Linked DNA regions of Mus musculus: regions 2, 3, 4, 5 and 6 are each linked to region 1. A link is a loop called in an ENCODE intact Hi-C map of the cell type or tissue named here. Cell type or tissue: left cerebral cortex. All regions are shown on one strand. Links, peaks and the distances in the headings refer to the core of each region. The heading gives the core; the rest is flanking DNA. Region 1 overlaps Gm30008 (a long non-coding RNA gene). Region 2 overlaps Zfp395 (zinc finger protein 395). Region 3 overlaps Elp3 (elongator acetyltransferase complex subunit 3). Region 4 has its middle 29 kb from the start of Gm41178. Region 5 overlaps Fzd3 (frizzled class receptor 3). Region 6 overlaps Fzd3 (frizzled class receptor 3).

Region 1 (5,385 bases), core at 570-4,569:
CCCTCCTTCCCTGAGAGGTCCCTTGAGTTGCTGACGAACAGTCCTTAGACTTTATTGTTTGTAATACTGCAGTGTTGGTAGTTTAGTTAGGGAAGGTTCAGGGCCACACACTGTTTCAGAGAATACATTCCGAACCCAGATTGCACAGAGTAAATAATGCTGGCTGTGTGATGGTTAGTCTTCACTGCGAACATGATATTCCTAGGTGTTTCCATGACGTCATTGCTTGCAAGGCTTCATCAAGCAGAAACCCGCACCCCGTAGGTGGGCTCTGCCATCCTGTGCATTGGAGTCTTAGACTGGATATAAAGTGAAAAGTGGGCTGAGCACCCATATTCATCTCTCTGCTTCCTGACTGTGGATGTGGTGTGAGCAGCCACTTCACACTCCCAATGCCTTGACTCTCCTGCCATGACGAACTATACCCTCAAGCAGAAAGCCAAAATAAACTTACTTTCCTAACTTCCTTCCTTCCTTCCTTCTGGTGCCTTTGCGGGTACTTTATTACACTAATAAGAAAGTAACTAAGTGAGAGTATATAACCTTGGAAAACATACCGACTCTCCTCTATTTTCCCATCTGTGAAATGGAGACCTTCTTCGTCAGACTTTTCGTTGCTGCGACCCACGCACGGGAGAACAACGGACCAATAGGAAGCATTTATCCTGGCCCGCATGTACTTGACAGTTGTATTTGGGCCGGCTGTGAGGTCAGAGCTTCACAGCAGGGAACGTGTGCCCGGCAAAAATTGGGTACTTAAGGAAGGAGAGAGATGGGAGAGGGAGAGGGAGGAGAGGAAGGGGAGAGAGGGAGAGAGGGAGGGAGGGAGGGAGGGAGGGAGGGAGGGAGGGAGGGAGGGAGGGAGGGAGGGAGAGAGAGAAAGAGAGAGGGAGAGAGAGAGAGAGAGAGAGAGAGAGAGAGAGAGAGAGAATTGGCTTTACGGTTGCAGGAGTTCCTCCCTGTTACCCTTTATTCCATGTAGGTCCTCAGCCTATTGATGGTGTGACCCCCATTCAGAGCAAGCGCCTCCTAAGTTAATCTTCCCGGGAAGACCCTCACAGACCCTCCAAAGTATGCTTGCTAATCTGCTAGGTTCCTCTCAGTCCTATCAAGATGGACCATCCCAGAGCTAATAATCATAGCCTCATGAGGATCACGTGAGCATCTGAGATACTACTTAGAAGACGACATTAACGCCGGAAACTTCTGCATGTATTAACTTCAACAGTGAAATATAAGTTTAATGCACTTGACATTAAAAATCATAAACACTTAAAACCATCGAGGTGCTGAGAAGGCCTTTTCTAATTCTGTGGGGATGGTGGGAAAATGGGAAATCCCCTCTGAACATCTTCTGGATCCACTTTAAAGCTGATGGCTTTGCTTGAACCTTCTTTGTGCTTCCTTGCCTAGGCAGTGTGGTTGTTAGTATCAGGAATTGCAGGTCGCTTCCGAATCCAGCAATGATGGTGATGTCACCCATAGGCAACAGGGACCCACACATCTGTTGTCATGGCAATCACCATACATTCCCAGCGTCCATCTGGTTTAACTCCCACATTTACCTGTGAACAACCCCCCCCCCCCACACACACACACAATAAACCTCTCTCACATGGAACTGCATTGCCCTGGTGTGGTCTGTCCGGACACAAAGCCGCAATTCTATCACAACAGTGACGTTGCTGACATCTGTGCTAGGCAAGTGGTCTACACTGGGCTGCATCCCCGACATCTTCTCCACTGTTGTCATGGTGGAGAGTCCAACAGTCACAGCCAGTCGCAGCACTGCCAACCCTCCTCCAAGACATCCTTATCAGTACTCATCCTCTCTCTTGTCAAGCATCTCAGAATTGTGAGACGAGACTCCCTGCACCCTTTGTCCATTTGAAATTTAAAGTGGTGTCCAGCCCTCTAAGAACAATTTAACAGATTTTCTAAATACCACAATAGTAGCATTATGCCAGTACATGCCAAGAGGCTTGACACCGAAAGGTAACTCAGCACACTGGAATATTAATACCACAAAACACCAGAGAAGGTAGGGGTTGAAATCCGTGCTCCAGAGCACCAAAGGTCAGCTTGTGCAGTTGCTGGGGCGAATCATGAAGAGCTTCGTATTGCTCACAGGACCCCCGTGAGTCCTTCCTTGTTGTCTAAGCAGCCACCTTAAGAACACATGGTGCCTGGTGAAGGGTGATCTTCGGGCCACGGGCAGCAGCAGACTCGTGCACATTTAGAAACCCAGTTCTCACTTCAGAGTACCTGAACCAAGAGTCTCCAACATGCTTTTCTCTAACGCCTCCACTCCAGGAGAATTTTAGGCAGGTAAAATGGGAAACCCTGTTTTAGTGAAAGGAATGAAGGAATGTTTCTCTGAGACTCAAGACAGGTGTTTCTCTAGTTCTATTTTCTTTTGACCTACAAGGCCCAGCAACCTGCTGAATCTGTTCCCTGGACTCCCAATCCTTGCCTTTCTCCCGCATCCGACCAGCATGCAATATAAAGATGTGACACAAGGGGGCGCTGATGCTCCAGATGCTTAACTAGACCAGCCTTTGGGCCATTACCACTTACGGCAGGAGAGGGAACAAGTACATTTGTCAGAGACAAGAAGTATGGCTCCCCATCACGAGAATTCTTTAGGGATAGCACACAATGCAATAACAGTCTCATCGTTTAGCTATGAGTATTTGTGTGTGTGTGTGCGCGCGCGCGCGCAAATTTCCTCATATCACGAATCCAACTAACCCGCCTTGAAAATTAGAAGTGTTATTTACTGAATCCGCATCAACATGTAACGGTTATTAATATTCGGTTTCACATTGTGACTAATTGGCCACAGAGAAGAGTGGGTAGAGCATGGGGCAGAAAGCCAAAGACGGGAGTTTTGAGAAGCAAAGGTGTGGAAGAACAGAAAGGGAGAGAAGGAGAGCGCTGTAGCAGGCTCAGAACCCAACCAAAGGCGGGCAAAGTCAAGAGCAATGGCCCGCCACCTATTCCACATCACAGCCCCCACAGGGATCTGAGAAGCGGTGGGTCTTCACCCACACAATAGATGTGTTTCTATATTGGTGGGCTCTGCGCCACCAATCCAAACAGCACAACAAAGCAAGTGGGAGGAGACAATGAGGCTTGAGGTGGAGAGACAACTGAAAGAACCACAAAGGCAGACAGCAAGCAGCAGAGAAGGGGCACAGCAGTCTCCAAACCGCCCCCCACCACCAAGGTTCATCTAAGCGCAATCCTGAGCTAAACAGAAGACAGGCAGAAGACAGGGAAAGTCTCTCCGTGCCTTTCCATTGCTCTAGCCTGTCCCCTCTCTCATCACACATACTTATTGGCTAGAACTGTATGTATAGATAGATGCCTGCTCTCTTGGCAGTCCACCCGGCGTACTCCCCTGGCCTAGGCTAGCAAAGCCCTTGGTTTTCTTTGTACAACGAAGAGACTCAATAGATGGAAATGGACGTTTTTATTTATTATTATTGTTGTTGTTGTATTGTTGCTGTTTTGTTTTTGGAGACAGGGTTTCTCTGTGTAGTCCTGGCTGTTCTGGAACTTACTCTGTAGGCTGGTCTCGAACTTAGAAATCCGCCTGTCTCTGCCTCTCAAGTGCTGGGATTTAAAGGTGTGTGCCACCACTGCCCAGCTGAAAATGGACATTTTAAATGAATATACTGTTGTCTCAGGAGTTGTTCAGAAGGCAGTAGACCCCGTTCACAGAGTGACAACAGGAGGGACCGCCATCAGGACAGAGCTTGTATGCTGCAGAAATGGAAAGAACATCTCTGCATTGTGGGAGGGTAGCTCTCACCCAGAGCAGGACCTCAGCCAGTCTCCTCCCTTCCCTGGGAGTGAGAGCTGGCTGCCCAGGAAAGCATCTCAATGTTGAATTCCACTGTGTTTGTTTGGTTATGAGAGAGGTCTCAGGAAGCCTAGGCTGGACTTGAACTCATTGCCAGCCAAGAATGAGCTGGGATTCTCTTGTTTCTACCTCCCACATGCTGTGTGTGGAGCTGTGGGTGGGGCTTCTTTATATGCAAGGCCAGCACTCTTTCAACTTCAATACATTTCCCGCCTAAGTCTCCCGACTTTAGCTCTTTAACAGAATAAACATGACTCCGGGGTTCACCTGAGGGTTTTTGTGTGAGATAAAGAGCTATAAGCAAAGGATGCGGTTGGGTCCGAAGCCAGGCTCATGTAAGGAATGGAGTTTCTGGATTAGGCTGGCCCCTTTACAGGAATCAGGGCTCCTAAGGTTTCTTAAACCGATGTTGTTTTCTTAGGGGTTATGTTTCTTAAGAATCTAGAGGTGGGGGACAGGGTTCCTCAGAGAACAGAGGCCCCGCTTTGGATGACTTAGAACAGACAATGTCCACATTCAGGAGATCAAGGTGGGCTGGGCAGGGGTGACTGACTAAGCAGAAAGGAACAGTTCAAGTGTGAAAGTTCTGGGCCAAATGACAAGCTTCCCTCCAACTGACCTGAGCCTTTTCAGAGAGATGGGCGGCCTGGGCTGTGGCTCGGATGCTGTTTTCCATTGAGGTGAACCTGAAGCCTGTGGCACTGGCTCTCTGACAAGCCCAGAAGAGAAGGCTCCTGGCCAGAGGCCTGGAATGAGCACCTCCCCTCCAGTCAGTCAGCAGAGTTGCTCATTAGCAGGCTCCACCCACGAGCGGGCTGCAGGTGCCTGCATACTTTCTGCTCGCCCACCATGTACAGGCAAGCTGATGCCCTCTGAGGGTTTCTGGAACAAAGAAGACAAGAAAATGAACCTGGTAAGTTTCCTCGGCACCTGCTTATCTGTCCTGCTGCAAAGCAGGGCTCATTTGTTGCCTGGAAAACTTAAGACCATATGGTGCTTGTCGAAGGGTGATCTTTGGGCCACCGGCAGCAGCAGACTCGTGCACATTTAGAAACCCAGTTTCTAACCCAGTACTTCAGAGTACCTGAACCGAGAGTCTCCAACCTGCTTTTCTCTAACGCCTCCACTCCAGGAGAATTTTAGGCAGGTAAAATGGGAAACCCTGTTTTAGTGAAAGGAATGAAGGAATGTTTCTCTGAGACTCAAGACAGGTGTTTCTTTAGTTCTATTTTCTTTTGACCTACAAGGCCCAGTGCTATCATCTGTTGGTGGACTGGTCTCTCTCTCTCTCTCTCTCTCTCTCTCTCTCTCTCTCTCTCTCTCTCTCTCTCTCTCTCTTCAGTCCTAGAGCTAAATCTGGCCCATTGCTTGTTTATTTTTTAAAGATTTATTTATTCATTATATATAAGTACACTGTCTTCAGACACTCCAGAAGAAGGCATCAGATCTCATTACAGATGGTTGTGAGCCACCATGTGGTTGCTGGGATTTGAACTCAGGACCCCTGGAAGAGCAGC
Region 2 (5,385 bases), core at 779-4,778, 210 kb after region 1:
GTTTGAGGTTTTCAGATGAGAGCCCTTCCTGGGTGCTAGGCTCTGTGCTGATCACTGTCTTGTTCTAGAGAGTCAAGCCAGCAGGACAGTTAGGAACAAAGGGTGCTGTGTTTCTGTGAGAACTGGGAGGAGGGGCGGAATGGGGCGGTGCGGGGCGGGGCGGGGCGCCTGTTGCTGGGGAGAGCTGTGAACTCCTTCCTTTCCCTCAGCAGCACTGAACCGCCTCTGTCACCCCGTTGAATGCCAGCTGGGCCATGAGACCCACGGGCATATTTGCTGATCAGATTCATTTGTTATTTGCTGGAAACCGGATCGGATGACCTGCTGCTCTGGCCCATCGCTGGAGTATGAAAATGGCTCTGTTACTTGAGATCATTATTCTTCCCTTCCATGATCCTGTTACATCTGTTACTCACAACAGTAAGAGGCCCCATGCTCCATTACCGGATGTTGTGGAGAGGGGTCCAGCCCTGATTCTTGATTGGCTGATTTTTATTTAAATGTCACTTTTTTTTTTAAACCTTTAGAAAAATACAATAGTTAGAATGCCCCAAGAATTCAAACTTTACTATCTGGACAGCTGATTTGCAATTTTAAAAATTCTATGTTATTTATTTAAGTTTTGGGTGTGGGTGTGCATGTCACAGTACATGTATCTAGGTCAACAGTTTGCAGGACTTAGTTCTTTCTTTCTTTCTACCAAGTGTGTCAGACGCAGGTTGTCACTCACTCACCAGCCTGAGGCCAGTGGATTTAGAAATACCAAGTAGACCGCTAATAGATGTGCAGTGCTGTGCATCTCAAGAGTATGGTATGAAACTCTTAAATGTATATGCTCCCATTCTATAGGAGTTGGGGAGATAGCTAGGAAGCGCTCTCTGTACAGGTACGAAGAGCTGTGCCCAAGTCCCTCCAACTCAGTGAAACAGTGTGGTAGCTCAAATCTGTTCCCCCAGCTTCTACAACAAGATAGAGTGAAAGAGCAGCAGGGTGAGCGTCCCTAGCCTAGGGTACACGGGTGGGTGGTGAGGACAGACGCCTGAGGTTGCCCTCCTACCCACACATGTCCCCAGAATGTGCACACACACCAAAGAGCTGGATGGATGGCTGAGATCAGAGGCTTTGGGTTAACCCTCACTGGGATTTCGTTGTCGTCATCGTCGTCGTCTTCTTCTTCTTGATTTATTTTTATTTCTAATTATGTGTGTGTGTGACTGGGTGTGTGCACGTGAGTGCAGTTGTCCAAAGAGAGAGCAGAACAATGCCGTCAGAGCTCCCATGAGTGACATAGGTGCTGGGAATCAAACTTGAGTCTTCTGTAAGACAGTTCATTCTATGAACTGCTAAGTCCTTTTTCCAGCCCCCTTACTGGGGTTTCTAACTTAAACCAGGTGGGGTTTTCTCCTGTCTCTGGGGAGAAAAAAACCCAAGTAGGTTAAGTTTTGTTGCTGTTGGTTTTTTGTTTTGTTTTGTTTTTCCCTCAAAGGCTGAGAACCACCAGCTAATGGGGATGGGATGTGACAAAGTGCAAATGGCGGCCTGTGAACCACAATGGTTATATGAATGTATTTGCTCATAATCACTGTCAACACACAGGTGTACACTGCACCTATCAGCCGAGATACTTGCTAGTCATGTGTGGAAAGAGATGCTGGTGGAGATCTGCTGGAAACAGGAGACACGGTTTCCTGACAAACTTCTGTCTTCTGGTTGAATTTAGAAAATAACATTGAAAAGAAATTCAAGTTAAAACATTAAAGATTTAAAGGAAAAAAAAAAAAAGAAACCTGGTAGTTCTCCAGTAAAAGATGAGGACGGTACCCAGGATATTAAGTACTAAAAACTCAGGCTACTGTGTATGCGCTGGGTGTGAGATCTCTGTAAAGACACGAAAACAGGGGTTTAATAGGAGCCTCTTGTCTTCATTTCAACCCTCATCATCAACTTGGTGAACGTCAGGGCTTTTGCAGTTAGAAACCTCGCTGTAAACCTCACCTCCTCAACTCTGACACAAGTCCCATGCGTTGTGTAATAAGCCGCTGGCTTCTGACCTGTGTCCTGGAAGTGCTGCTGGGTGATGTCATGGCATGCCGCAATGCCCCTGGGTGGTGAGAGGCACAGCCGTCAGATGCAGCTCTGTGCACTTGCAGACGTGTGCTGAGAGAAAGAGAGAGAGAGAGAGAGAGAGAGAGAGAGAGAGAGAGAGAGAGGCCGTTGTCCAGTAGCCATCATGTGATGAATGGCAGTTTGTGATTCTGGACCATCGAGTTTGTTTTACTGTTCTGTCAGGTTCAGTTAGGTAACGGAGAGCAGATGTCTGCATTAAAGGCCATTAGCACATCAGGATGCGTTTGCTGAGGCTGGTCGTTGACCAAAGCACATAAGCGATCCCTTTCCTATGGACAGCATTTGGGACTCCAGATGCCCCTTAGGACGTTCTGAGACCACTTTATGAGTTTATGACCCATCAAGGGATCTGTAAGTGGAGAACGTAAAACCGGAAAGGCAGCGTTTAGCTACATGCTGAAATCCAGTCCTCGTTACTTTACAATACAGGTTTCCTAATTTTCTCTGCTGCCACAGAAAAGAGTCACGTGGCAAATTAGAAGGCTGGCTGGTTCTGGAACCATGAGTATTTCTCAAGAAAGCTTCCTGGTGGGGGAAGAGGGTCCTGAAAGAGGCCAGCTGGAGGGTGCGTGCATACTAGGAGGCAGGGTGAGACCCGCCATGCCAATTGACCAGCTAGCACTTCCAAAATAGGTGTGACTTTGCTCCTCTACCCATCTTTCCGGCCAACTTCTGTCATTATTGCCCCATTACTTCTGAATCCTGAAAGCATAATGTGTGTTTTTGAGTGGATTTTTGGAGAAAGTAGCCAGCCTGTGGAAGCAGGCCAGGAGCAGAGTTGCCTATTTGCGCAGATCTCTCTGGCTTCTGGAAGGTACAGGCTTACCAACCAACAGAAGAGCATTCTTTAAAAAGAAGACAGGCTTCCAAAAACAGCGTCAGAGTTTGTTGCCCAAACATCTCAGGTTCTTTCTGAAGACTGGGAACCAAGGTTTGGAAACACCGCCGGCTTCATTTTCAGTACTAGAAACCCCAAACTTCCGGCTCAGCAAAGCTCCTGGGTTTCTTTTGGGGGAAGGGAGGGCAAGCAAAGGACTGCTGGTTTCTCTGTATTAGTACTGCCACCTGTTGTCAGTCAGTGACATTACACGTTAGCTTTCTTTTGCTCTGTGCTCCTTTTTTTCCTGTGCCTGTTCTTGAACCTAGGGCCTCTCTTACACCAGGGACACTCTACACTGGGTCACACAGCCTGACCGGTGGCTGCAGTTTAAAAGCCATTTATCTGGGGCACCTTTTATTTTTAATTTGTAGTCACAAAGTTCTCAGAGTGTGAAGGCACCAGCCACCTAACTTGGAGATTCTGCATGCCATATTCTTGCTTTGTTTCTTGGGGACTCCTGATCAAGCTGCCAGTATATCAGATTACAGACTTTGAGCAGAGAACTGGCTTTTCCTTTCTCCCCTCCCTCCCCTCCCTTCCCCTCCCTTCCCTTCCCCCTTCCCACCACTCCATTTGTTAATTCATTCTTTTGTTCTTTTTGAGACTGGCTTTCTGTGTAGCCCTGGCTGTCCTGGAACTCAGACCAGGCAGGCCTTGAACGCAGAGATCCGTCTGCCTCTGCCTGCAGAGAGCTGGGCTCAAAGGAGTGCTCCACCATCGCCTGGCTGCCTCTTTCTTATTATCCTTTTGCTGTTATTGTTTTGCTTTTTCTTTTTTATTATATTTTTAAAATTTAAAACAGATTTGAACAGATCGAATTGAAATGTTTCGATCATATTCTTCAGTCCATCCAGTCCATCCAGATCTTCTCCCCTCCCCTCCCTATCCAATTTTAAGTTCTTTCTCAAAGCAAACAAAAACAAACAAAAATCCAACACAACAACACCCCCCACCCACCCAACACCAAGAAGACAAAATAAAGCAACACCCAACAGAAAGAAAAAACACAAAACTTCAACAACAGCAACAACAACAAAAAGTAGCAAAAAAGCCTCGTGCAGTTATGTTGCTACTCCTGGACGTGAGGCCTGCCCTGGAGGGGTTGACACACCCAGTGCCATTCCTTCGGGGAAGATTGATGTCCCTCTCCCGCAGGCGCAAGGATCAGTTCTATTGACCACCTTTACCCAGGTGGCTAGCTTTTCATTCATCGTGTGTTTATCCATTTAAGAAAGCATGACAAAGCCTGGCACAGGCCTTAACCCCATCTCTCGGGAGGCAGGTAGATCTTTGCTAGTTCAAGGCCAGCCTGGTCTGCAAAGCAAGCTCTAGGACAGCCAGGGCTACACAGAGAAACCCTGTTTCAAAATACATCCCCTCCCCCCCACCTCGGGGGCCCCCCAAAGTGTAAGATAAAACACGAGCTATCACATGGAAGTTGGACAGGACAAACCAACATAAGGAAAAGAGCCCAAGAGAAGACACAGCAACCGGAGAGCCTCTTGTTTGCACATTCAGGGACATCATGAAAACACTATGTATGGGCTTTGCTCCTGTTGATTTACAGGGCCTTGTTCTCTGGGTGTTCCCATCCCCTCTGGCTCACACTCTCTCCACTTCTTTTATAGCTATCTTTTCCGTCTTGGTTGCTAGTAGAACTTGCTTGGCTAGTTGGGGAAAGAAGGGGGGGTATGGGGGAGGGTTGAGTCTGTGACATGGGACCCAGACAAATCAGCCCTGAGGTACTTTTGGACTAGGGCAGACAGTAAAGGCTTATAGAACAGCTCAAAGACATTTGATGCTGACAAGTGTTTAAAGGGTACTTAGGGCTAGGAGATGCCGTTTGCCACAGTTGATTATTTGTGTGGGTATGGAGGTCAGAGAGTAACTTTCAGGAGTCAGATTTGTCATGGGGTTGTCAGGCTTGGTGGGAAGTGACTTTACCTACTGAGTTATCTCTATGGCCCGAACAGCATTCTGGTTATGAATTGGGGAAGGAAGGGGGGTGGCAGGAGGGGAGAGGGAAGAGGAGGAGAGGAGGAGGAGGAATGTGCTGGAATACTCTTTTTGTTGTTGTTGTTGTTGTTGTTGTTGTTTTCCAAGATAGAGTTTCTCTTTGTAACATTGGCTGTCCTGGAACTCACTCTGGAGACCACCAGGCTGGCCTTAATCTCAGAGATCCTCCTGCCTCTGTCTCCCTAATACTGAGGAACTAAAGGCATGCACCACCACTGCCCACCTTTAGGATACTTTTTGAGATATTTAGTCTGTGAACAATTAGCCTGATGGTGTTCTGGGCTGGGGAAGCAGCAACTGGAATCAGGTCCCGAAAGCCCTGTTGGCTTTATTGCCCACCCCAGCCCAGCCTCACCACACCT
Region 3 (4,000 bases), core at 1-4,000, 400 kb after region 1:
CAAACCAAGGACATGTAACAGCCCAACAACAACAACAAAAACAGAAAAAGATTAAACCCTTCACAAAGGAAATACAATCAGACAGCGCAAGCATACACTCAGTGTTCAATGACATTAGTCATCAGGAAAATGCAAATTAAACCCACAATAGATGCCATTACACACCCACCAGAATGGCTAAAATTAAAAGGACTGACAGCAGCATGCACTGGTAGAGATGCAGCACCACCAAGCGCTCGCCCATGAGTGCCAGGAGTACCAACAGCACACCCATTCCAGAAAAATGGCTGGCCTTTCTCATGAAACACTAACAAGCCTAGCAATTCTCCTTACTACCCAAGAGCATTCATACATTTGACCATAAAAATTCTTGTACCAAAATGGTCGGAGTTGTATTACTAACAAGCTGCAAGCAGCCCATGTCCACAGGCAGAAGGATGGATACACAAACTGTGGTCCACCCCAACTGTGGTCTGTGTACCCAGCAGAATACTGCTTAGCATTAAAAATGGGCAACCATGGACTCACCTAACAACCCTGGTGAACCTCAAGCAACAGTCAGCGAAAGAACCCCTCCACAGGAGACCAGATGATTAACAGTATGTGAAGTTCTACAACGGGTTTAATCCATGTATGGTGGGTGAAAAAAACCCGTAAAAACCAGAATTGCTGATTCTGGGAAGCAAAAGTGAGGATTTTCTGGAGGAAAAGAAAGTAACTCTGGTGACAGAAATCCTCTCCATTATTTATCTGCTTTCACACGGCCTTGCTAAGAAGCCCAGGTTGGCCTCACATCTGAGATCCTTCTGCTTCTGCCTCCTGGTTGTTGGAACTACACTACAACTTCCCATGTTCTGAATCTCAACAGTGTTCTGTTACACAGGTCTGTCCAAGCGAATCAAGGGAAAAAACACCAAGCTGAATGCCAGTTTATACATCGCATGGCAGTGCATGTGGGGAAGACCATGGAAGTTGCCAGTTGCTTCCAGACCTCTGATGGCTTCTCTTTGCTTTCTTTTTGATGGAATTAACTTTGGCATTCGGTACCCAGCATTACCTAGCAACCTAGCTCTCCCAGGATGTGTAAGGACATAGAGGATCTAAAGGCACTGATGAGGCGGGGGAAAAGGAAGGAACGGAAATGAGTTTAAAACTCCACAGGGAAAGGTGTGACTCATGCCTCCTTGAAGGGTAACTACCCTTTTAAATTGCACCTCTTGAAAACAGCCAAGGAGCACTGAATACAAAACTGCTTCTGGGCAGAGCTGATTAAAAAGGAATAAAACTCCATTAGGAGCTTGCTCTGAGTTATCTGGCAACAGTCGCACTCTGGTGAATGGGTGACTCAGGTCCCACTGTGGTCTTTCTCCAAAGTGATAGTTTTTAGGGGATGACAGTCATCAGTAATTGGCACTCTCTGGAGACCCAAAAATGCTCAGTCTAGCTGATGGGCTGAGTGATCCGCACTGGGTTCATTCACCAGCCTTCACAGTGGCCAGGCCTGCGTTGTCCTTGAGCAGGCTTGTGTTCCTTCACTTTCTGCCTGCAATGATTTCACAGACTTCCTGCTATCAACAGGCCACAATAACCAGGCTCACGCTGGTTTAAAATCTAGTCCTAAACTTTTAAGTAAAAAGAACAAAACAAACCTTTAATCACTTGGGTTAGACACAGGAAGACCAAGGAGGGACAGCTGAGCTCATTGAAGTGTGGCCCTAAGGATGTTTAACCTTCAACACTGGTGGCTCACCTGCCACCTCAAGGAGCTGTAAGCCTAGTTTAAAATGGCCCTTTGAAAAACATCCAATTGTCCTGAGAAAATGAGTGTCAGCGCCACAGCTGCGTGGGAAGAACGAGACACCTGCCAGGGCTCTGCAGTGAACCAGCTTCCATCAGAGGGAGGGTGGCTCTTCTGGAAAACATCTATTTTTCCAAACATCTTTTCACAAAATAACAGACAGGAAGGCTGCCTACACATTCTGAAAAGAACACACCAGACCAAAACCAGTTTTCCCGGGCTGCTCTTTAATTCACAACGATGCTAACATTTGAAAATAATTTTGTTCCTAGTTTAGTTCAGAAACTACTACTTCAAATAACATAAAATTTCCCCTGAACACTTTATTATAGGGAGTCATATGAAGAATTTACCTCAATAAAGCAAGCAAAAACTCACAAATCGGCATTTTTCATATTGCCTCACAAAGTACAGAGAGCAGGAGAGAGCAGGACAGCAGCCGAGTGGGCTGCAACTGAGCCCATGTTGCGCTGGCTCGCACTTCTATTCATAAGATTTGCTGCAATGAAGTCTCAAGCCAGAGAAACATTTTTTAAACTAAAAGCAGAGTGCCCTCTTGAGGCAAAGAACAAAAACAAGCCCACGCTGGCCCTGGCTAGACATCTGCAGAAGACACTTTCTTCCCTTAAGGACTTTTTTGGACAAACACATCGTGATCCGAATCAAGTGAGTTCTAACAAAAATAGATGACTTATGGTCAAATACTACGGAGCATCAGAACTGAAGCTAGACTGCTGACATCTGAATTGATGACAATCTGAAAACTGTATCCCAGAAACTCTACATCTGCTCAGTTGGTCTGCTCCATAGGTGCCCAGGGCTCAAACCACACACAAAAAAGCTCAGAGCAAACTTACAGGGGAGGTATGCTCAAGATAGCTACAGCTGAACTCCATATATATAAACACACACACCCCTTCAACGTATGACATATGAAACCTGTGTTGAGAAAAGGGGTCTGTCTATAAGTACACAAGCTTGGGAAGATTTCCTTACCTAAATTATTTGAAAATCTTTCACTTGTTTTTAAATTTGTTATTGTGTGTGAACACGTGCATGCTATGGTTCTTGTGTGGAGTCAAAACAGCTTTCAGTTCTCTTTCTACTGTGCTGTGGCAATGGCCCTCCAATCCGTGCTGCTGAGCCGCACACTCGAGGCTCGCTGGCCCTTGAGCTTCCATGTGACTATTACCACTCCTGGCCCACAGCAGAAGGGCTGGGATTACAGGCACATGGCATGGATAAACCAGCTACATTTACAATGTTGTGTGCATGCATGCCGTGCGTGTGTGTGTGTGTGTGTGTGTGTGTGTGTGTGTGTGCAGGTGAGTGTACACATATGTGAGGAAGCCAGAGGACAACCTCAGGCTCATTCTTAAGAGGAAGGGAGTCAATGGTATTGAAGAGAATACTGTTAGGGCTTTTAGGGGTGAAGGAAGTCATCTGGAAACCCTGAGTTGCTGGAGCTGCAATGATGGCTACTTCCCCCGAATCATACTTTATCTGAGATATAATTTGACCCGAGAGTACGAAGAGGAGTGAGCTGGGTTCCATCATTTCTCCTCTTGAGTTTGGAAACTTCAGAGCTTTACTAAGCATGACTCACACTCATGAATGATCAGGGTTTGAATGGACAGTAAAAATAGATGCCATCTCCTCTAGTTACTGAGGTCCCTGTGGGAACAAGTCACACACCCTTAAGTCTAGACTCGGAAACAGAAAATTTACCTGTCATTTCTCAGTCAAACAAAACTACTTGCTCACCACACGTCGTTCCAGAAGATAAATCCTTTATGCTGCTCCTCAAGCTATTGACATTTATTTAAATCTATGAAATGTCTTCAATTCACAGACCCAAAGGAAAGCAACCGGGGAAGAGACACACAGAGAGGCATGACCTCGATTGCAGGAGGTAACCCTACCAAGGTCACTCCTGGTCACCTTTGATGATATAAACTGACCACTCAAAGACCATTCTAGTGTTTATTCAGGCTTTAGCTATAGGTAACAAAGCCGCCCTGAGCCTCAGTCCACACCTGACCTACTTATCACCACACAAAGGACTCAGAGGCACTATTTTACCCACCTTGTAATCAGATGCATGACATTCTCCTCCTCTGTCACAAAAAGAGAAGCCGAAGTCTGAGTGCTAAGGGTGTCAGAAAGAGACTAGATGCCTTTCAACACACACACACACACACA
Region 4 (5,385 bases), core at 866-4,865, 160 kb after region 1:
ATGTGAGTAGTTGTTAAACTGTGTCTTTTGTACTATGACAAGATGGGACAGTACTGACAGTACATGGCAGGCCTGGCTGCTGCGTGGTGGATGTATATCAGCAATATTGTGATAACTTTTCCTAGCTCTGTGTGTGTGTGTGTGTGTGTCTGTGTGTGTCTGTGTGTGTCTGTGTGTGTCTGTGTGTGTCTGTGTGTGTCTGTGTGTGTGTGTGTTAGAGCCCAAGAACACAGAACCTGCAGATACAGAGGACCTAACTGGTTGGTTGTGAGAAATAAACCTTTTCTTGCTTTTAAGGAACCTGAGAAGCTGAGGAGAGGAGAGGGCAGCTGTTGCAACACATGGGCTTGAACAGGGTACCTCGAGCAGAGCTGAAAGAGAGGACTGACGAAGCAGTCTGGGAGGAGCTACAGATGGGGATGGCTGTTCCAGCAGAAAGCCTAGGATGAGTCCATGAAGGTGGTGTGGGATGTACAAGGGGGAGAGAGAGAGAAACGACCCAGTGAAATAGCCAGAGACCCGGGGAGAAGCCAGAGAGTCAGTTATCCTGGTGTGCCCAGGACTGACTTGGCTTCAGGGGCTTGGGTCGCTAGCTCCGTGCAAGCAAGTGCAAGGCCCTGGATATAATCCTCAGCAAGGCCAAAGCCGAGGGGAGGAGAAGGGTAAGAAGAAAAGGGGGAGCTGGGCGTGGTGGCACACGCCTTTAGTCCCAGCACTTGGGAGGCAGAGGCAGGCAGATTTCTGAGTTCGAGGCCAGCCTGGTCTACAGAATGAGTTCCAGGACAGCCAGGGCTACACAGAGAAACCCTGTCTCAAAAAACCAAAAAAAAAAAAAAAGAAAGAAAGAAAGAAAAGAGAAGAGAAGAGAAAAGAAAAGAAAAGAAAAGAAAAGAAAAGAAAAGAAAAGAAAAGAAAGGGAAAGAAAGGGAAAGGAAAGGAAAGGAAAGGAAAGAAAAGAAAAGAAAAGAAAAGGGGGAGGAAGGAGAGGGATGGAGGGTGATAGAAAGACGGAGCGAGCATAAGGAGGAGATGGAGGAAAGGGGGGAGGGGAAGATGAGGAAGAAGAGAGGAAGGGAAAGAGGAAAGAGGAAAGAAGAGAAGGCTGAAAACAAGGAGCATCTCCAGGAAGCCCCTCAGTCGCCATGAGTTGTTCTGGAGACTTGGATGGCCCACGAGAGCTGATGGTTTCTATAGAAACCCGTCTGAGCTGCCATGAGGTTGGGGAGAGAGCCGGAAAGTCAGTCAAGAGCCCGAACAGGAATCTGAGCCCTGCCAGGAAGTCAAGGCTTCGCCCTAGGTACTGAACAGTTGATCCGGGACTGTGAGATAGGAAAGCGATCTGAGGAGACTTGCATTTAGAGGGCTCTGGTGCCTGGGTAACTGGAAAGAGGGGATGTGCAAAGAACCGCCCATCACAGAGTCTCCAGAGAGGTGGAGCGAGACCGGGGAGCTAGAAGGATATAGACTCAAAGCGACAGCAGGACTTGGAGATACAGAGAAGGTTGGCGAGAGAGACTCTCGGGTGCCTGGCATCAGCACTTGGAAAACAATGGGGAAGTAATGAGGGTGGTTCAGAAAGGCCTTCCCACACCACCCTGCCCTGGAATGCAAACAAACCGTTCCTTCCCCTGCAGCTGCTGTTGGTTTGACGGTGATCTTGCTGGGTGTGCAAGTGTATTGGACGTCCCAGGGACAAGGGGAGGGGGTGAGAACTGCGGGGTAGTCAGGAGGCTCCTCTGGAGGGTGAGGAGGAGGAGAGAGAGAGAGAGGCTGTGTTAAACTGTAGGTTTCAGAAGCCCTTGCCTACTCTGGTTTGGTTTCCACAAGACCCTTAGTGGGGGGGGGGGGGGGAGAAAGGAAGGAGGGGCAGAGGGAGGACCTGGCACCTTTATCTTACCGTTGCGGAATTTAGGATGGAGTAGCAAGCCCAAGCAATGACTGTCTAACAGCAGGCCTGGGTCATGACTGAGAGTTTGACTCCAAAGAACACCTCTTCCCACCTCACAGTTGCTCCATAGCCACTCTTCCTGAGTGGACACGGCCTCCTCATTCAGTATTTGGCCTGGAAATCCTCCCATTTCTCCCCACAGCCTAGAGGGCAGAGAAGGTGGCAGGGAGTGGGAAGGATTAGATCTGGTGTTCCCATGGGCTTTCAGAGAGCGGCTGAAGACTGCTGTCAAGAACTGGAATTAGCTGGGCATAGTGGCATACACCTTTAGTCCCAGCATGAGATCTCTACCAGCCTGGCCTACATAGTGAATTCTAGGACAGTCAGAGTTACTTAGTGAGACCGTCTCAAAACAAACAAATAAATAAATAAATTTCGGATTATCAGATAATTTCTTCCTTTTCTTTTTTATATTTTAAATTTTTTCTTTTTTTCTTTTTTCTCTTTTCTAATTCTTTTGTTGTTGTTGGGTTTTGTGTTTTTTGGTTTTTTTTGGTTTGTTTTGTTTTTGTTTTTGTTTTTTTTTTGTTTTTCGAGACAGGGTTTCTCTGTATAGCACTGGCTGTCCTGGAACTCACTTTGTAGACCAGGCTGGCCTCGAACTCAGAAATTCGCCTGTCTCTGCCTCCCAAGTGTTGGGATTAAAGGTGTGCGCCACCACGCTATGCCCAGAATCTCTTAAAGAGACATAAAAAAAAAAAAAAAAGATGAAACTGGAGCCTTCAGATAAAGCCCAGTGTCGTCTCAAATGTTTAAACCACACACGTTTCCATTCCCACGTGAATTTTGATGTCTGTCCTTTCCAGTTTTGATTCTTCTGTTTGTGGTCTTCCTCCCATTTCTCTCTGTCCATCTTCAGTTGTAGTCATAAATCTCAACTACCCACCCTCTAGGATGGAATTCTTCACAGGATCCCAGATTCTCCACATGTTTCCATATTTCTTTTATTAAGCAGGCACATGACTGGTGTTTGACAGTAATGCTGTCATCAGAATGTTAAGAAATTCGCATTTCTCAGCTGGCTTCGTTAGTCCCGGGCTCCAGCAGAGAATGGACGCTAGAGGGCGCTACTTCCCCTCTTTTCTAAGTCTAGACAGCAGCTCCCGTCCTGATCTCCTGGGTCTTCCAAAGTTTGTCACTCATTTGCTTTGAGCACGGTTCACCAGCTTTTTCAGAGTTCTGGGTGTACGTGTACACCTTCGAGAAACGCTCATTAATTCACTTCAAGTCTTTTGTTTCACTTAAATTACTTTTTTAGTGCTAGGATTTTTTTTTAAAGTTTAATTAATTTATGTATATGAGTGCTCCATCTTCAATCACACCAGAAGAAGACATAGGATCCCATTACAGATGGTTGTGAGCCACCATATGGTTGCTGGGAATTGAACTCAAGACCTCTGGAAGAGCAGTCAGTGCTCTTAACCACTGAGCCATCTCTCCAGCCCAGCATTTATATTTTTAATAAGTCCAGCATGGTCTATATAAAGAGTTCCAGACCAGCAAGGGCTACATAGTAAGCCTGTATCCCAGCAAACGCAAACAACCCCCTGCCATCAGCAAACACGAACAGGGATTGAATAACTCTGAAGTCAGGGGGAGTGGAGGTAGGGATGAGTTGGTGAAGCCCTGGATACTTGGTTCTGGTGTTCATTTGGCATGTGTTTCCTGTAATTCGTTCCTGATGAGATTTCGATATGTTTCATTTCATCTTTAAAAAGAAACAAACAAAAAAGCAGGAATACTTTTCAAGAAGGAAACTGACCATATAATTGACATGAATTACAAAAATCACAACTGCTAACACATGCCCAGAAGGAAACCAAGCCTCATCTGCTATCACCAAATATTTACTATTGATGTGCTGTTGGCTCATCTGTGTTATAGTCCAAGAATGCTAGCAGATCCCAGGGTGGACGCTCACTACTGGGGGAAAAACAAGAAGGGGGAGGGTCATTTTCAAACCCAGCAAGTTTGATCCTCTAACTTTTCCTTTTTCTGGGAAATGAGGACACAATTTGTAATCATTTGATATGAGGACAGACCGCCTCGATCACAGATTAAGTCCGGGCATGGACCACGGGAAGTTAAGGTCCCCAAAGGATGAGCGAGAGCTTTTAAACAGATGACTCTGGTAACTGGATACAGGACAGGTTGATGGTGGGTGCTGAGAACACTAACTAGGAGATCACAGTGGTGAATAGCTGTAATCTGAGCTGGAAATGCAGTAATCAGACCTTGTATCTACACAACGTGTACACTTTCCTTTTATAGACCCTCCTACAAGCAATTATATGAGCTAGGCTGAATCCCTTTTTTAAAAGTTTAGAGGTTTAATTAGAAAAGTGGATATATACCCAGACACTATTGCACAATGCCAGAAAGATTTTGCTGAAGGGACCCTGTTATAGCTGTCTTGTATGAGGCTATGCCAATGCCTGGCAAATACAGAAGTAGATGCTCACAGTCTATAAGATAGAACACAGGGCCTCCAGTGGAGAAGCTAGAGAATGCACCCAAGGAGCTGAAGGGGTCTGCAACCCTATAGGTGGAACAACAATATGAACTAACCAGTACCCCCAGAGCTCGTGTCTCTAGCTGCATATGTAGCAGAAGATGGCCTAGTTGGCCATCACTGGGAAGAGAGGCCCCCTGGTGTTGCAAACTTTATATGCCCCAATACAGGGGAATGCCAGGGCCAAGAAGCGGGAATCAGTGAGTAGGGGAGCAGGGCGGAGGGAGGGTATAGGGAACTTTCGGGATAGCATTTGAAATGTATATAAAGAAAAAATCTAATAAATGAATAAATAAGAAAGAAAGAAAGAAAGAAAGAAAGAAAGAAAGAAAGAAAGAAAGAAAGAAAGAAAGAAAGAAAGAGAGAAAGAGAAAAAGAGAGAAAGAGAGAAAGAGAAGTGGGCTTTATGAGAGAGATTTTACAAAACCAGGATTCAAGGGCAGGAGTGAGTGGGGCCAGAGAAGCATGAAAGCCCACCCTTGGGTGTTTAAGCTTGGGTGACCGGGGCACTGTTCTTTACTGACATGAGCTAGAGGAAAAGCTGTTGAGGAAGAGAGTTTGTGATGGTGAAAAGTTTTTTTGAAGGATTTGTTTTAATTTTATGTGTATGAGTGTTTGGCATGTGCACCACATGGGTGCTGTGCCCACAAGGGCCAGAAGATGGCACCGGATCCTCTGAAACTGGATTTGCAAATGTTGGTGAGCTGTTGTGTGGGTGCTGGGAACCAAACACAGGTCCTATGCAAGGGCAGTCAGTGCACTTAACCACTGAGCCATCTCTCCAGCCCCTGAGCCTATTCAGCATTTTTGTTTGTTTGTTTGATTTGTGGTTTTGTTTTTGTTTTGTTTTGTTTTGTTTTGTTTTATTGCTGTTGTTTGCTTGCTTGTCCCTAAGCCTAGTCTGGCCTGATACATCCCTGAGGTG
Region 5 (5,385 bases), core at 628-4,627, 79 kb after region 1:
TCTGGATTATGACATACTTAAAAAATAATACTTTATAGGGCAAATCCTACTCTACTTAATAATCTGATTTAAAGCAAGAATTTCAAAAGATTCCTTTAATGTAATTTGTCATAAGAAAACCAATTCAGAATTTCTAAAAGCTGTTATTTTTATTCCTAAAATCAGAAACAACTGCGAACAATACTCTGTGTGCATGTGTGTGTGTGTGTTTTAATTTAGAAGCTTCTTAATTCTGTTTGGTTTACCCTAGTCACAAAACTGGCTTCTAAAGCCGTATCTGTTAGGGAAGGGGATGTAAGTCCATACACAAGGCCTTAGGTTTGCTATCCAGCACTGCAAAATTAAATACAGATAATAAAATGGGTCATTTCACTACACTGTTTGCTTAGAAAAAATATCTTCCCATAAACATTAACCTATAATCCTAGCACTCTGGAGGTAGAAGCAAGTAGATCTCTGAGTTTGAGGCCAGCCTGCTCTATAGATCTTGCTCTAGGTCAGCCAGAGAAACTCCGTCTCAAAAAAAAAAAAAAATATTTAACCTAAAAAAAAAAAAGTAAATATGGTGTATTCTAGCAGTTAAATATATGAGCTTAAAGAAAAGAATTTTTCTTCCTTAAAAAGCCTATCCACAAATATGGATCGGTATTGTTTCATTGGGGTACATTCAAAATTTCAAAAGCTGTTATTTTTGTTCCCAAAACCAGAAATAACTGCAAATAATTCTCCACTATCTGTATGTACGAGTTTTCTGCTTTTTAATTTAGAAGGTTCTTATATTAGCCTGCCCTAGTTAGGGTTACTATTGCTGTGATCAAACACCATGGCCAAAGCAACTTGGGAAAGAAAGGGTTATTTGGCTTAAGCCTCCATCCTCATCACTGTTCATTGGAGGAAGTCAGGACAGGAGCCCAAACAGGGCAGGAACCTGGACACAGGACCTGAGATAGAGGCCATGGAGGAGTACTGCTTATTGGCTTATTTGCTATGGCTTGGTCAGCCTGCTTTTTATAGACAGCCAGGGGTGGCACCATCCACAATGGGCTGGGCCCTCCCCCATCAATCACTAATTAAGAAAATGTTCTACAGGCACACCTGCAGGCCAGCATTTTCTCAATCGAGGCTCTCTCCACTCAGATGACTATAGCTTGCATCACATTGACAGAACTAACCAGCACAGGGTCACAGATGTTTTGGTTAAGCCACACACTCTGTGTACTTTTTCCTTCATCTTAAGAACAGGTCAAGAACAACAGGATTTGGACAAGCAGAGGTACACTTAAGCAGAAGCAAAACAAGATCTTAGAGAAAGGAAAGCTATGTTGCTTCAATCTTTTATTAGTTACATTATTTATAAAATGCAAACACATACATTGAAAGCTTCCAATCACTTTCAACAACAACCAAAAAAAGAAAAGACAGACAGACAGACAGACAGAGAAGTATCACACTAGTGTTCATTGGCAGTGGTAACTTTGGAACTGTGATCAGTATCACTATCCCACCAAACTATTTTCAACCCCAGGAAAGCAAGATTTAGGTATAGCAATGAGACATAATTATCAATCCTAAGGAACTTACAGTTTAATTCAAACATTTACTTATTTGTAAATACTGTATGTGAGGCTCTGGGTTAAGTCCTAGGAATACAAAGGTAAGGACAAATTCCAGGAGTGGAACAAAAAATAAATATTGTAACAACAACAACAAAACCACACACACCAGGAGTAAACAAAGCACACTGCTAAGTATGGAGGTAAGGGCACAAACTTTGGTCTTCCTAGGTTCCACAAGGAAATCAAAATCAGACCCAAGCCAGGCCTTGAAAAAAAAAGTAAGATATCACCCAGATATTGGCAGAGCCTTCCAGGCAAATGTGGTGTTTACCATGACTTGATATGGTCAAGGAACTACGAATGTGCTGAATGGCTTCTGAACTGTTAAAGTAAAAGCCATGTATAAATGTCTATGATGCTTCAAATTGGATCTGGGCAAGGATTGGCACTGCTACTTAAAAAAGTAATTTTCATATTTTGTTTGATCTTTGTAACCAATATAATCTAACAATGGTTGTGTAAGACACTTTCCCAGCTACCCTGATTATAAGTAATGAAACTTGAGCTTGAATTACCGGACCTCCAAACTTCTTCCTCTTCCCTCTTCATTACAGTGTAATTAATCTTTACTTAACTACTTTTGTATATGATGCAATTCCTGTCTCTGTAAAGGAAGTGCTAAAGATCAACGAGATGCTATTTTCCAGCTACGGGAGTGGTAGTACTTCTTCTGAATACTATGGCTTGAATCTGCATGGCCCCAGAGGCTCCTGTTTTGAACAGAAGGTTTAGGAGGTGGGGACCTGATAGAAGCAGGTTTACTCGAGTGTCCATTTGAGGGTTAAGCTCAGCTGCTGGCTCAAGTATTCTCTCTGCTTGTGGGTCCACTGCAATGCGAGCAGCAGGACTACAAACATCTACTATGAACTGAGCCACTCTGCTACACCATCCCTCACAATGCAGTGGAAGTCGTAAACTGCGAGCCAAAATAAACCTTTATGCTTATTCCTGTAGGTTTCTGTCAGTGACAGTCTAATACAGAGACAGAGAACAGATTCTACTAATAAGGAGAAACAGTCTCTCATGCATTGCTACCAGGGACAAAAAAAAAACCTTACTATACAACTTCTATCGAGAGTTTAAAACTATCAATGAGCCGGGCAGTGGTGGTGCATGCCTTTAATCCCAGCACTTGGGAGGCAGAGGCAGCCTCTGAGTTCGAGGCCAGCCTGGTCTACACAGTGAGTTCCAGGAGAGCCAGGGCTGTACAGAGAAACCTTGTCTTGAAAAACCAAAAAATAAATAAAGAAAAGGAAAGTGTGTGTCACCACCAACTGACTTGGTTTGGGGCTGGAGAGATGCCTCAGAGGTTAAGAGCACTGACTGCTCTTCCAAAGGTCCTGAGTTCAATTCCCAGCAATCACATGGTGGCTCATAGCGGTCTATAATGAGATCTGGTGCCCTCTTCTGACTTGCAAGCACACATGCAGGCAGTGTATACGTAATACATAAATTTTTAAGAAACTATCAATGAAAACATTTTCTTTGAATATCTGAATTTCATTTCAAAACTGTATCAGCAAAAGTATGAAAACACACATGTGGCACTTTTAAGAGCAAAGGATAGAAAAAATCCCCAGTGTCATCAGTAAGTATTGACTGAAGAAATGGTAATTATCCAACCCAAAGTAGCTGTAAAAATCAAAGACATCATAGCCATTGAAATAGTGCAGCTATTATAGTTTTTTTTTTTTTTAAGAGTAAGAAGAAAGGCCCCACCCGGGGATCCATCCCATAATCAGTCACCAAACCCAGACACTATTGCATATGCCAGCAAGATTTTTGTTGACAGGACCCTGATAATAGCTGTCTCTTGTGAGGCTATGTCAGTGCTTGGCAAATACAGAAGTGGATGCTCACAGTCATCTATTGGATGGAATACAGGGCCCCCAATGGAGGAGCCAGAGAAAGTACCCAAGGAGCTAAAGGGGTCTGCAACCCTATAGGAGGAGCAACAATATGAACTAACCAGTACCCCGGAGCTCTTGACTCTAGCTGCTATGTAGCAGAAGATAGCCTAGTCAGTCATCATTGGGAGGGGAGGCCCTTGGTCTTGAAAAGATTAATATGCCCCAGGACAGGGGAATGCCAGGGCCAGGAAGCGGGAGTGGGTGGGTTGGGGAGCAGGGTGGAGGGAGGGTATAGGGGAGTTTCAGGATAGCATTTGAAATGTAAATGAAGAAAATATCTAATAAAAAATTATAAGAAGGAGGAGGAGAAGGAGAAGGAGGAGGAGGAGGAGGAGGAGGAGGAGGAAGAGAGGGAGAAGGAGAAGGAGAAGAGGAGGAGAAGAGGAGGAGGAGGAAGAGGAGGAGGAAGAGGAGGAGGAGGTGGTGGTGCAAGCACGTGCTCACGAGCAAGAAGAGAAATTAGGAATCCGTGTGTTACCAGGAACCTGAATGAAACTGCAGCCACTGCAGAAAGCAGTTCAGCAGCTCCTCAAAACATTAAATGGTTTGATAAAACATTTTTCTAGCAGTTTAAGACCCTGGTTCAGCCACAGAGTTAGAAACTCTGTCTCAAAAAATCACTCCCACACCCAAAACAACAACACAGTGCTGGTTTGATCCTCAGCACTAGGGAAACAGTGCCTGAAACTCACTCTCTCAAACTGTATCCGACGATTCTATCAGTGGCAACCCCACCCTGCTACGACAGCCATGAAATAAGCAACTTCTTCAGGGTTTCGTCAAATCTTTGAAGCCTTCTCTTAGAAACTACTTCCCACTTATGGACTCTTTCTAGGCTATCAAATTCAAAGAGGCAGACCTGATGAAAATAAACTATATGGGTGACTTGGGCATATTTGAGAAGGCAGAGAAAGCCTATCATGCCATCATTCTGAATGTCCCATGAACCCAGAGTAATGATGCAAGTCCACCCCTTACTGGCAACTCTGACAAGTTAGAGACAGGATCAGGACCAGAATTCAAATTTGTACACCATGCATTTTACAGCTACTCACAAATCTCCCATTTAATCCTCACAAGCATGTCTAAGTTTTTTCACTTTTGTTGCCTAAGTTATGAAAACAAGATGTAGGAATGATGGCAGATTGTCCAAAGTCTTATACCTAAGCATGACAGAGTCTAAGCAGAACCTGAGTTGTTAGTACAGGCATCCTTATCATTTGTTTCCAAGGAAATTACAACTTGGCAGTGGTACTAGATGTGAGTGTTTCTAATTCAATCTTCAGCACATAGTAAAGACTACTACAACTATCATGCAGGAGCCAACTTATGGCCATCAGATAATACCCCTTTCTTATCCCAGTCTGATGGTCAAGGACAAATATTTCTCTTTATTAGTTAGACCTTTTATAGTCATAGGAAGAGCAGAAAATGTTTTGTTCAATCTCTACAGCATCATTAAGTATTTGGATAATTTAACATGCCTGCTATACTTTGAAATACTATGAATAATGATCTTTCTACAAATTTCACCAGATTTATATAAGACTTTGAAGAAGTGAATATGTGTTTTACTGTAAAGTGAAGAATCCCAAATGTAGGCTCTGAAACACTGTCAGACTGATAAAAATATAAGGCATTATCCAAATTATATTACATGGTCATGCTAATATTAGAATATAGGTAGTCAGGGTGTGGTGGCATACGTCTTTAATCCCAGGGCTCAGGAGGCAAAGGCAGATCTCCATGCCAGCCAGCACTATATAGTGAGATATTGTCTTACGTAAATAAATAGCAAAAACCATCACTTAGAGAGTATTTAGTGTGTACTAAATACTCTATAGGCATATTGTAATTTT
Region 6 (5,385 bases), core at 546-4,545, 85 kb after region 1:
TCCAGCTCACAGCCATTCTTCCTGGATCAGAATGAGGCTCGGATGATCAGATCTACACAAGATGCGTTTTAGATCAGTATATGCCTGCAGGTCTCAGCTTGAAAGTACCCCTTATCTGTTAGGCTCCTCAGTTTAAAAACTCCCTGTACTGTCAAAGAACTGGTAACCTGGTCTCACAAAGGGCATTTGTTTTTGGTTTCACAATATGGGAAGATGACATCATCTTGTATCTTCTTTTCATTTTATTACATTGGGCACATCTGGCCAGCATAGCAACTCCATCAACCGCATTCCCAAATCACAGATTCCATCTTAGGAGGAGAGTGGCTTCTTTCTTGTTGAAATAGCTGAAAAATATTGAAAATTGGAAAGTTAATCACTTCTCAAAATACTGCAAACTTAACATTAAAATAAGTGATGAGACATCATACTGATTTAAAATAGAAAACACAAGGGTATTCACAAAGTAACAGTTTTCTTTTTTATCGTAGGTGATATATATGTATATGTATATATTCACACACACTAAAAATAGTCCTTAAATACTTAATATTTATAATTATATATATTTAAATATTTGTTTATTTAATGTATATGAGTACACTGTAGCTATCTTCAGACACACTAGAAGAGGGCATCTGATCCCATTACAGATGGTTGTGAGCCACCATGTGGTTGCTGGGAATTGAACTCAGGACCTCTAGAAGAGCAGCCATTGCTCTTAACTGCTGAGCCATCTCTCCAGCCCTAATAATTATATTTTTATATTCTTTTTGCTTGTTTGTTTGTTTTGTTTTTTTGAGACAGGTTTTCTCTGTGTAGCCCTGGCTGTCCTGGAACTCACTTTGTAGACCAGGCTGACCTCGAACTCAGAAATCTGCCTGCTCTACCTCCCAATTGCTGGGATTAAAGGCGTGCGCCACCACGCCTGGTATATTTTTATATTCTAAGTTACATACATAACACATGGCAGAGAATTCTGTCACAAGTTATAATTGATCCATTTCAAATGCCTTTTCCATTGTCCCAAACCGTGTTTAAATAATACTTGTTGTAAATAGATTATGGAATTTCAAATTTATTTGACATGTTTTGGTCGTTGGCAGTACATTTTTTTATTAACTGACTTGATAGAAAGCAGCTGTAAAAGGTCTGGAATAAGATTAAAGCTTATTAATGCTACATTGTGAATACTGTCACTTAACCCATATTTTTCTTTCCTGAAAATTATTTACACATCACTTCTTGAACATGAGAATCTACAAGTAAATTATGAGATAATGTATCGAAAAAAGTAGCATTCTGCATTAGGTGTTGGGGTACTGAATTGCAGTTGAAAAGGCCACCTCTATCAACCAATACTGAACTAACGAATAGAAGGTTCTAAAAGTATTACCAGCCAGTTTTACCAATGCGGCATCATTTTAGATAACACAAAAATGTAATGCCATATTTATTCTCCTGGAATCTCAAACACATGACCAACAAACGGTCACCACAAGGCCTAGTTATGTAGACAAGCCAGAGTAGGGCTAGGAATGATTCCAAGTTAGTGGTAACTTCCTCTAATCTGCATAACTCCCCTGAAGAGAGAGACACTGCCTAAGGAATTACTCCTAAAGATGGTCCTAGTTACAAATGTCCTGTAAGTCAGGTCTTGAGAAATGCTATGCTAAAACAGAACAAGTAAAAGAAAAAGTACATTTATATATAATAACCTACAAGAAATTAAGAAGTAAATGGATATAAAAATAACTAGTAGGGCTAAAGAGATAGCTAGCTAAGGGCTTAAGAGCCCTTGTTGCTCTTGCAGAGGATTCAGGTTTGGTTTCCAGCACCCACATGGGAGTTCACAACTGTCCATAACCCCAGCTCCAGGGAATCCAATGCCCTCTTCTGAGGGCCCCAGATATGCACATGGTGCATAGACATCATGCAGGCAATTCATACATATAGAACATATAGTTAAAAAAGAATATTAGAAAAAGTATCAAAGAACAAAAGAAATGCATACATGGCCAATAAAAGCACGACGTGATATTTAACTTCACTAGTAAAAAACTTCAAATAAAAAGGGCAAACAGAATTCTTCTGCTAATCCAATATACAAAAACAACAATGACAGAATGAAGTATAACATGGATTGTAGGGAAGAAATTATATTCAGCATTTCAAAATACTTGAGATAAGAATCTAAACTAGTTGATACTTTTTTTTTTTAATGACTACTTATCAGGCTAAAGAGATGGCTCAGTGGTTAAAAAAAAAAAACACACGTAATGTTCATCCAGAGAACCTCTGTCCAATTCCTGAGCTGCAGGTGGCTCACAAACATCTGTAACTCCAGGGGATTCAATGCCCTCTTCTGGCTTCTTCAGGGACTGCAGGCACATGGTAAATAATTTTTAATGACTTTCTATACCAAAGATTTCAAATGGGCACAACTTGATCCAGCAAACCTATTCAAAATTTATTCCTGAAGGATACAAGTGCATGTGGCATACAACTGAAATATTAGCATAAGTAATTTATAACTAAAAAAAAAACCCTGAAATTAACCAAAAAAATTACCAATAGTAGTTTAGCTAAGGTGGTACAACACATGATGAACTATTCTATAGATACTAAAAAGGCGAACATGATTAAGAGCACACCACAGTGGTCCTGTGTACTCAACACCACAAAGACCTGTGTCCAATCCCTAACACTGCTCCTCCCTTCCAAAAGATGCACATGGATTGTATTTATTCACATAACATATGATAAGAAAAAAAAAAAAAAAAAAAAAAAAAAAAAAAAAAAAAACAGGGTTGGAAAAATGCTCAGTAGGTAAAGCACTGTGGTGTTAAGCATGAAGCCCTGAGTTCAACTTCCAGAACCCTGATAAAGCCGGATACAATAACACACATCCCTAATCCCAGCACGCGACAGGAGGGGAGCGCATACAGGAGAATCCCCGGAGGCCGGAGAGCCAACCAGCCTGGCATATACAGCAGTAAGCAAGACTGTTCCAGTCTTCTGATGGAAGGCAAACACTGGTATCCAAAGGTGTCTTAACTGCCATGCATGTGCCATTCATGAGTACTCTTACATTTACACACTTAAATACACACCACACACACAAATGCACACTTGTTTCTTTAAGATAAGATCTCACTATTTGGCCCTAGCCAGACTTGAACTCACAGAGATCCACCTGCCTGTGCTTCCCAAAGACTGGGATTATAAGTCACCACATACAACCCAATACAAAGATGTTTCTTAAGGGAGTTAAGAAACAGTATGCATCTATAACTAACTTCTGTCAGAAAAGCATATATGCAAAAACCCCAGCTATTTCAGCCTGATGTCATGGTACATGCCTATAATCCCAGAACTCAGCAGAAAGATGACAAATGGAGAATAGTTTGGGCTACAAATTATAACCATCTTTAAAAGAGGAAGGGCATTTCAATTATTTAAAAATAATATAAGTGCCTTATGGAATTTTATGAAAGACCTGACTTTATATTACTTTGTACATAGAGGACGTAACTTCAAATCTACAAATGTGTGCTCAGTGGAGGACAAGAATAAATGCTAGTTGAACAGTTTATGGACTGGTAATTAAAGCAACAAGCCAAGGGATATGCTACGTATATTACTGCAGGTAGTAAAATAATCAGAGGAGTGATAATTTAGTAGAACTCAAATAGATTTTTCAGGCCAGCCAGCCAGTTCATCAGGTAAAAGCACTTGCCACTGGAGCTGGCTGACAGTTCAAGCCCCAGAAGCCACAGGGCAGAGGTAACTCACCAAAGTTATCCTCTGATCTCCACATGCATCACACACATGTTGTCTCACAGACACACACACACACACACACACACACACACACGCACAAACACGTTGGTGGTGATGATGTCTGATTTTTCCAGACAGTGCTTCTCTGTGTAACAACAGCCTTGGCTGTCCTGGAACTTGCTTTGTAGATCAGGTTGGCCTCAAATTCTCAGAGATCCTCCTGCTTCTGCCTCCTGAGTGCTGGGATTAAAGGCATGCACACAACACCTGGCAAAACTTGACTTTTCTAACACTGAAAAATTCATGTTATCTATCAGCCCAAAAATGGTGTGTGTGCTTTAAAGCATCCTGCACACACTCCATATCACTTTTGAACGGTGAATTACCTATACACAGGAGCATTTGGAGGTAAGGTGTAGGCTCAGGTGTCTTTCTCAGAAGCATCCACATTGTTTTGCTGAGATGACCAAGTCACTTACCAAGGGCCAGCTAGGCTGTCTGGTGAGCCAGTCTCAACAATCCACCTGTCTCTGAAGCTGGAATTAGACACATGCACCTTCTACACAGGGCATCTTTTTTATGTATGTACCATGGATCAGGCTCATTTGTGTATTTAGTGAGTAACCATCACTAGAGTCCCTGAAACATCTGGTTCTAATCAGAATCAGGAGAAGGTGCCATTTTTTCCTCAAGGTAGGCTCATCCATGGAAAAGCTCTAATCTAAAGATGAGTGAAATGTTGAAAGGCTGTCTTCTCAGGCTGGCTAAGAAAGCCAGATCCAAACAACTTAGGTGGAAAAGCAAGAAACAGGTAATTCTGACTCAAAAAGATAAAATATAGCAACCCATTAAATAAAATAAAGGTTAAGGTTGTTGGAGGCAATATTTTATTATACTTTTTTTTTTCTTTTTTGGCAAGAATCTGTAGGATTCCAACAGAATAAAGAAGCCCATTGAGCTAACAGAAGGAGTAGGCAGTTCTGGGCACCAGAGTCCAAGAAAAAAATGAATGCTATGACAGTTCATGCTCTGTGAGTTAAGAGGCACTTTCACCTCTCCACAGCACAATATCAAATATTTGGAAAATCGATTGTTAGTGCTTGGTAACATTCTTGATTGGGGCTAGAGACACAGCTTGACGTTAAAGTGCTTTCCTAGAGTGTGTGTGAAGCCATGGTTTGAGTTCCTATACTAGGTGGGGCATGGGAAATACTAGAAATGTATACGTTTTTAGTTTTATGAATGTAGATCATCGGGAATCTGGTATTTTCCAATTATTGTCCATTTTGATGAGAAAAAGGTCTTTAAAATTAATGAACTGATCACATGATCTGAAGGACAGCAAGAAAAAGATGAATGAAATGTTGAAGGGCTGTTTTCCCAGGCTGGCTAACAAAGCCAGAACCAAACAACTCAGGTGGAAAAGCAAGCGGATACCAGATGCAGCCACGGAAAACGTGTGCACAAGGGGCACACACTTTTCAAGAAAAATGGCAACAAAAGACTGTGCTCATAAACGCTTCTGCATCACTTTCTCCACAGACAGGGTCTATCTCACTATTCTTAGTTTACATTTAATTTTGACACCCTGTAAATACAGCC

What was found. A loop is a pair of places that touch in the nucleus more often than their neighbours do. Peaks named below come from ENCODE experiments on the same cell type or tissue, not always from the same donor. Only the 100,000 strongest peaks of a DNase experiment are listed, where the experiment ranks them.
Region 2: it touches region 1 in a loop (7-fold over the local background); 25 of 42 quality-filtered maps call a loop at or near these places.
Region 3: a loop joins it to region 1, with 5 times the contacts of the local background. A loop is called at or near these places in 15 of 42 quality-filtered maps.
Region 4: a loop joins it to region 1, with 4 times the contacts of the local background. A loop is called at or near these places in 15 of 42 quality-filtered maps.
Region 5: it touches region 1 in a loop (3-fold over the local background); 16 of 42 quality-filtered maps call a loop at or near these places.
Region 6: it touches region 1 in a loop (3-fold over the local background); 25 of 42 quality-filtered maps call a loop at or near these places.

What each region holds. Positions count from the first base shown.
Region 1 is chr14:65,167,654-65,173,038 of GRCm38, forward strand. Gm30008 (a long non-coding RNA gene) reads right to left here. Exons shown (of 3, transcript XR_874722.3): 2 at 4,488-4,750; 3 at 3,626-3,652. Gm41177 (predicted gene, 41177) reads left to right here and starts at 4,664. Exons shown (of 3, transcript NR_166862.1): 1 at 4,664-4,781. In left cerebral cortex, for the core only: a CTCF peak has its summit at 2,522 (motif pointing right); a DNase peak (open chromatin) is centred at 2,520; H3K4me3 peaks cover 575 bases.
Region 2 is chr14:65,378,596-65,383,980 of GRCm38, forward strand. All of the region lies in intron 1 of Zfp395 (zinc finger protein 395), which reads left to right. Among named protein-coding and RNA genes, the nearest start is that of Zfp395, 23 kb to the left of the region's middle. In left cerebral cortex, for the core only: a CTCF peak has its summit at 3,199 (motif pointing left); a DNase peak (open chromatin) is centred at 3,133; H3K27ac peaks cover 555 bases.
Region 3 is chr14:65,571,239-65,575,238 of GRCm38, forward strand. All of the region lies in intron 7 of Elp3 (elongator acetyltransferase complex subunit 3), which reads right to left. Among named protein-coding and RNA genes, the nearest start is that of Elp3, 20 kb to the right of the region's middle. In left cerebral cortex, for the core only: CTCF peaks have their summits at 226 and 2,363 (motif pointing left); DNase peaks (open chromatin) are centred at 205, 1,156, 1,363, 1,939 and 2 more places; H3K27ac peaks cover 902 bases.
Region 4 is chr14:65,325,135-65,330,519 of GRCm38, forward strand. No RefSeq gene overlaps it. Among named protein-coding and RNA genes, the nearest start is that of Gm41178, 29 kb to the left of the region's middle. In left cerebral cortex, for the core only: CTCF peaks have their summits at 3,005 (motif pointing right) and 4,444; DNase peaks (open chromatin) are centred at 1,377 and 3,000; H3K4me3 peaks cover 482 bases.
Region 5 is chr14:65,246,252-65,251,636 of GRCm38, forward strand. The region is part of intron 2 of Fzd3 (frizzled class receptor 3); the gene reads right to left. Among named protein-coding and RNA genes, the nearest start is that of Fzd3, 14 kb to the right of the region's middle. In left cerebral cortex, for the core only: a CTCF peak has its summit at 3,021 (motif pointing left); no DNase peak of the experiment used is centred there.
Region 6 is chr14:65,253,117-65,258,501 of GRCm38, forward strand. It overlaps Fzd3 (frizzled class receptor 3), which reads right to left. Exons shown (of 7, transcript NM_021458.2): 2 at 1-347. The coding sequence starts at 16. Among named protein-coding and RNA genes, the nearest start is that of Fzd3, 6.7 kb to the right of the region's middle. In left cerebral cortex, for the core only: a CTCF peak has its summit at 2,377 (motif pointing left); no DNase peak of the experiment used is centred there.